2 separate regions of the Homo sapiens genome follow, and region 2 is linked to region 1. A link is an interaction called in ENCODE POLR2A ChIA-PET data of the cell type or tissue named here. Cell type or tissue: GM12878. All regions are shown on one strand.

Region 1 (2,500 bases):
TATTTTTTAAGAAGTACTGATTGGCTACGATTTTTCAGGTGCTCTACTGCTCCCTGCTGATCCACTGTGACCCAGACACGTAATCTCTGCCTTCACAGAGTTTCTAGTCTAATTTTAGGCAAATACTTAGCACCAACCACTCTGGCTTCCTCAATATTTTGTCCTGATCCGTCTTGAAACTACCTTTCTTGAAACTTCAAGTGTGCTGCCTATTTAAAGAATTCCAACGGAATGTGACTACGTTCATTTTAATCATGGTTTTATAAATATCAGTAATGCAATTGATATGGTTTGGCTCTGTGTTCCGACCCAAATCTCATCTCCAATTGTAATCCCCACGTGTCAAGGGAGGGAGGTTATTGGATCATGGGGACGGTTTCCCCCATGCTGTTCTCGTGATAGTGAGTTCTCAGGAGATCTGATGGTTTTATAAAGGGCTCTTCTCCCTTCAATTTCTCCTGTCTCTCCTGCCCTTCATGTAAGATGTACTTGCTTCCCCTTCTGCCATGATTGTAATTTTCCTGAGGCCTCCCCAGCCATGCAGAACTGTGAGTCCATTAAACCTCTTTCCTTTATAAATTACCCAGTCTCAGGAAAGTTCTTTGTAGCAGTATGAAAACGGACTAATACAGCAGTCTTTGACTTCATCCTTCTTAGACCATAAAGTCATTTATCTGAAGGATTGCAGCCTTGTAGAAGGGAAGGACCTCTACCCCTCTTGTTCAAAACTGTACCCCAAGAGTCTGGGAAAGGGTGGATCTTCAAATGTTTGATGAATAACTCAAATTTAGACTAGACTAATATGAATATTTTTTCGTCACGTCAATCATTTTTGTTAGTTGTTACTGTCATTATACCAGTTGTCTCTTAAAGTTCAATAACCAGAACTGCCCTGAGTTTTGAAAGTAAAGAACACCAATATTTCCTCCTCTATTGGAAAAATATTTTGTAAACTCTTGATGTTGTGCTTTGGTTCATGATTCCTGATGACACTCTGGAGAGAGCTTCTAGAATCTTGTCCTCTGTAGATAATGAGCTCACCCAAGCCACATTATCACCTACAACTCACCTAACTGGAACTATCTCCCTAAACTGTGGCTGAGTCATTTCCTCTCTTAAAGCTCACGTTCGAAACTTCCTATTTGTTCTGTCCTTTCATCAGTCCTGTTCATGCCTCCTCCATGCCCATAGATTCTCCCAGTTTCAATCTGTTGCTGATAATCTTCAACAATGCCTATTTGCCAGCCTATGCAACATGGGGAGACCCTGTCTCTACAAAAAATAAAACAATTAACTGGGCGTGGTGGCAGGTGCCTGTAGTCCCAGCTATTTGAGCGCGGGAGGTTGAGTCTGCAGTGAGCTATGATCACACCACTGGGTGCCCAGCCTGGATGATAGAGTGAGACCTTGTCCCAAAAAAAAAAAAAAAAAAAAGAAAAAAGAGCTGGGCGCGGTGGCTCATGCCTATAATCCCAGCACTTTGGGAGGCCAAAGCGGGCAGATCACCTGAGGTCAGGAGTTCGAGACCAGCCTGGCCAACATGGTGGAACCTCATCTCTACTAAAAACACAAAAAATTAGCCAGGCATGGTGCAGGCGTCACCTTTGAAACTTCCTAAATAGGGTGTCTAATCTTGGACACCGTATGCTTATTCTATTTTGGACCAGAGAGGAACTTTTCGTATTTCATGTGCATGTATGATGTCAACAAAGATAGGTTAAGGAATTCCAGGCTTTTAAATAAATCAGAAGTAGATAAAACTCAAATGTCTTCTTATCAGTTATTACAATACCTGATGTTCAAAGAGTGTTGACCGGGCCTCTGAGGACTGTATAGCTCCCTGTAATTACTCACCCAGAATGTACATTTTTTTTTTTTTTTGAGATGAAGTCTCACTCTGTTGTTGCCCAAGCTGAGGTGCAGTGGTGCGATCTCGGCTCACTGCAACCTCCACCTCCTGGGTTCAAGCGATTCTCCTGCCTCAGCCTCCCAAGCAGCCTCCCAAGTAGCTGGGACTACAGGCATGTGCCACCATGACCGGCTAATTTTTCTATTTTTAGTAGAGACAGGATTTCACTATGTTGGCCAGGCTGGTCTTGAACTCCTGACCTCATGATCCGCCCGCCTCGGCCTCCCAAAGTGCTGGGATTACAGGCATGAGCCACCACGCCCAGCCTCGTACAGTTTTATATCTTGCTGACTAGGTACCTGGCATCCTTCTACCAAAGAGTTCAAATCAATTCACAAACACTAATCTAGTCATCTTTTTTGCATCATCTGCAAAGGCTATAACAAATATTCTTATCTCCACAGTGAAGAAAGAAAGCTGAAGAGCTCTTGGTCACTTCAGTAAGTACTTAGTAGAAGTTCTCACTCTTTACATCAGTGAGTGTATATGTGTATTTGGAAACTAGAAAGTCTCCCCGCACAGTTCTGCCTGCTGTCATCCTATCAATGGGTTCATTATTACTGTCTCTGGTTCTCAAATCATTTACATGTT
Region 2 (2,500 bases), 480 kb before region 1:
TTGGGCGGTCAATGGAACCGGGTGCGGCGGAGCAAGGGACGGCGCCCCTCTGGGAGGCTCGGGCCCCACGGGAGCCCACTACGGGGTGCGGGTGGCAGGGGGGGCTTAGGCATGGTGGGCTGCAGGTCTGAGCCCTGCCCTGCGGGGAGGCAGCTGAGACCCAGTGAGAATTCGAGTGCAGCGCGGGTGGGCCATTAGTGCTGGGGTACCCGGCACCCTGTCTGCAGCTACTGGCCCGGGTGCTAAGCCCCTCACTGCCCAGGGCTGGCAGTGCCGGCCGGAGGCTCTGAGTGTGGGGCCTGCCGAGCCTACGCCCACCCGGAACTCGCATTGGTCCGCCAGAGCTGTGCGCAGCCCGGATTCCCGCCCACACCTCTCCCTCCACACCTCCCTGCAAGCAGAGGGAGTCGGCTCCAGCCTCGGCCAGCCCAGAGAGGGGCTCCGACAGTGCAGCGGAGGGCTAAAGGGCTCCTCAAGCGTGGCCAGAGCAGACGCAGAGGCTGAGGAGGCGCTGAGAGCGAGCGAGGGCCACCAGCACGTTGTCACCTCTCATTATGACCCCTTGTGACAAGTCACTTCTCTCTTGCAGCTTTCAAAATTCTCTTTGTGTTTGTCTTCCAATATTTTGATGATAATATCTTGGTGTGGGTCTCTGAGTTCATCACACATTGAGCTTGTTGAGCTTCTTGGATGTTTATATTCATATCGTCCATCAAATTTGGGAAGTTTTTAGCCACTACTTTTTCAGATATTCTCTCTTTTTCTTTCTCTTCTTTTTCTAGGAATACCATAATGCCTGTGTTGTTTAGCTTTATGGTGTCACATAGGTCTCTTGGGCTCAGTTCCGTTTTCTTCAATCTTTTTCTTTCTGTTTCTCAAACTCAGTAATTTTCATTGTTCTATTTTCAAGTTCACTGATTCTTTCTCCTGCCTGCCCAAATCTGCCTTTGAATACTTCTAGTGATTTTTTTCATTTCAGTTACTATAATTTTCAGCTCCACGATTTTTTTCTTTTTAGGCTTTTTATTTCTTTAATGATTTTTCCATTTTGTTCAGACATCATTTTGTTGACTGTCATTTCTTCCTTTAGTTCTTTGAGCATCTTTAAGACAGTTGTTTTAAAGTCTTTGTCTGTCTAGTAGATCTGCCATCCAGTCTTTTTCAAAGATAGTTTATTGTTTTTTTCCTTTTGAAAAGACCATACTTTCCTGTTTCTTTGTATGCTTTGTGATTTTTTTGTTGTTGTTGAAAACTGTATATTTGCATCTAATAATGTCGTACCTTTGGAAATCAGGTTCTCTCCCTTCCCTAGGTTTTGCTGGTGTTTTGGGTTTTATTATTATTTTTGTTGCTGTTATTGTTATAGGTTGTGTCTGTGCTGAGGATCAGCCTGAGGTTTAAACTTAAGGCCTTCTCTGGTCTTTGCTGAGCCTGCACCTTCACCTGGGCGTGTGTGGTGACTTTCTAGTTTTCCTTACATATGCAGTTGCTTTTGAATGTCCTAGTCTTCAATGTCTTACTTCCATAAGGGGAGACAGAGAAAAATAACAGGAGAGAAAAGGCTCTGCCTCTTTAAATCTCCTGGATATTACTTTAGCCAGAGGAGTGGGAGGGTTTGCAACAATGGGGGTTAGTGCAACCGTAATGACCACCACCTCTTTTTCTATACCTCTGTGATCAGATGCAGCAATCAATGATCACAGCACAGATCCCCAATATTTTTAGGACATGGTCCTTTTTGCCTGTTCTGGTTCCTGCAAGCTGTGTGCAAGCTGCTCCAGAAACATATTCACAGCTGCCCACTATTGGGCTGAAGGGTGGGACTGTTATTTAAAATAACGTTATGAAACTACATGCTAACATAAATATTTGTGTTTTCTAAAACAAAAATAATTTAGTGAGAAGAATGGCATTGTTTTACCTTTATATAAATCTCTCTGGTGGATAATTTAATATAAAATCACTGGATTGGCTGGGCACAGTGGCTCATGCCTGTAATCCCAGCACTTTGAGAGGTCAAGGCAGGCAGATCACAAGGTCAGGAGATCGAGACCATCCTGGCTAACACGGTGAAACCCTGTCTCTACTAAAAATACAAAAAAATTAGCGGGGTGTGGTGGTGGGTGCCTGTAGTCCCAACTACCAGGGAGGCTGAGGCAGGAGAATCACTGAAACCCGGGAGGCGGAGGTTGCAGTGAGCTCAGATCACGCTGCCGCACTCCAGCCTGGGTGGCAGAGTGAGACTCCATTTCAAAAAAAAAAGAAGAAAAGAAAAAGAAAATCACTGGATTTTCATATCAGTTTCTGCATTCAGTCTGTTGCAATATCACACCCCATGCAGCCTCTGGAAAACTCTATTGTACACTTGTGAGAGAATATAAGTGAAAAGGCAAACGGTCTTAGTATTATTTTGAAGATAGTTTGACCTCATGAACCACATTTTGAAAATTGTTGATCTAATTCATCCTTCAGTCTAGTACTAAAAAGTCGTCTCTGTACT

Evidence for each region. Peaks named below come from ENCODE experiments on the same cell type or tissue, not always from the same donor. Only the 100,000 strongest peaks of a DNase experiment are listed, where the experiment ranks them.
Region 2: POLR2A ChIA-PET joins it to region 1 with 5 read pairs; 2 of 35 experiments call an interaction of 5 or more read pairs at or near these places.

What each region holds. Positions count from the first base shown.
Region 1 is chr14:31,030,658-31,033,157 of GRCh38, forward strand. All of the region lies in intron 1 of AP4S1 (adaptor related protein complex 4 subunit sigma 1), which reads left to right. Among named protein-coding and RNA genes, the nearest start is that of STRN3, 5.5 kb to the left of the region's middle. In GM12878, no CTCF peak of the experiment used is centred here; DNase peaks (open chromatin) are centred at 1,119 and 2,443; H3K27ac peaks cover 20 bases.
Region 2 is chr14:30,547,522-30,550,021 of GRCh38, forward strand. All of the region lies in intron 3 of G2E3-AS1 (G2E3 antisense RNA 1), which reads right to left. Among named protein-coding and RNA genes, the nearest start is that of G2E3, 10 kb to the right of the region's middle. In GM12878, no CTCF peak of the experiment used is centred here; no DNase peak of the experiment used is centred here.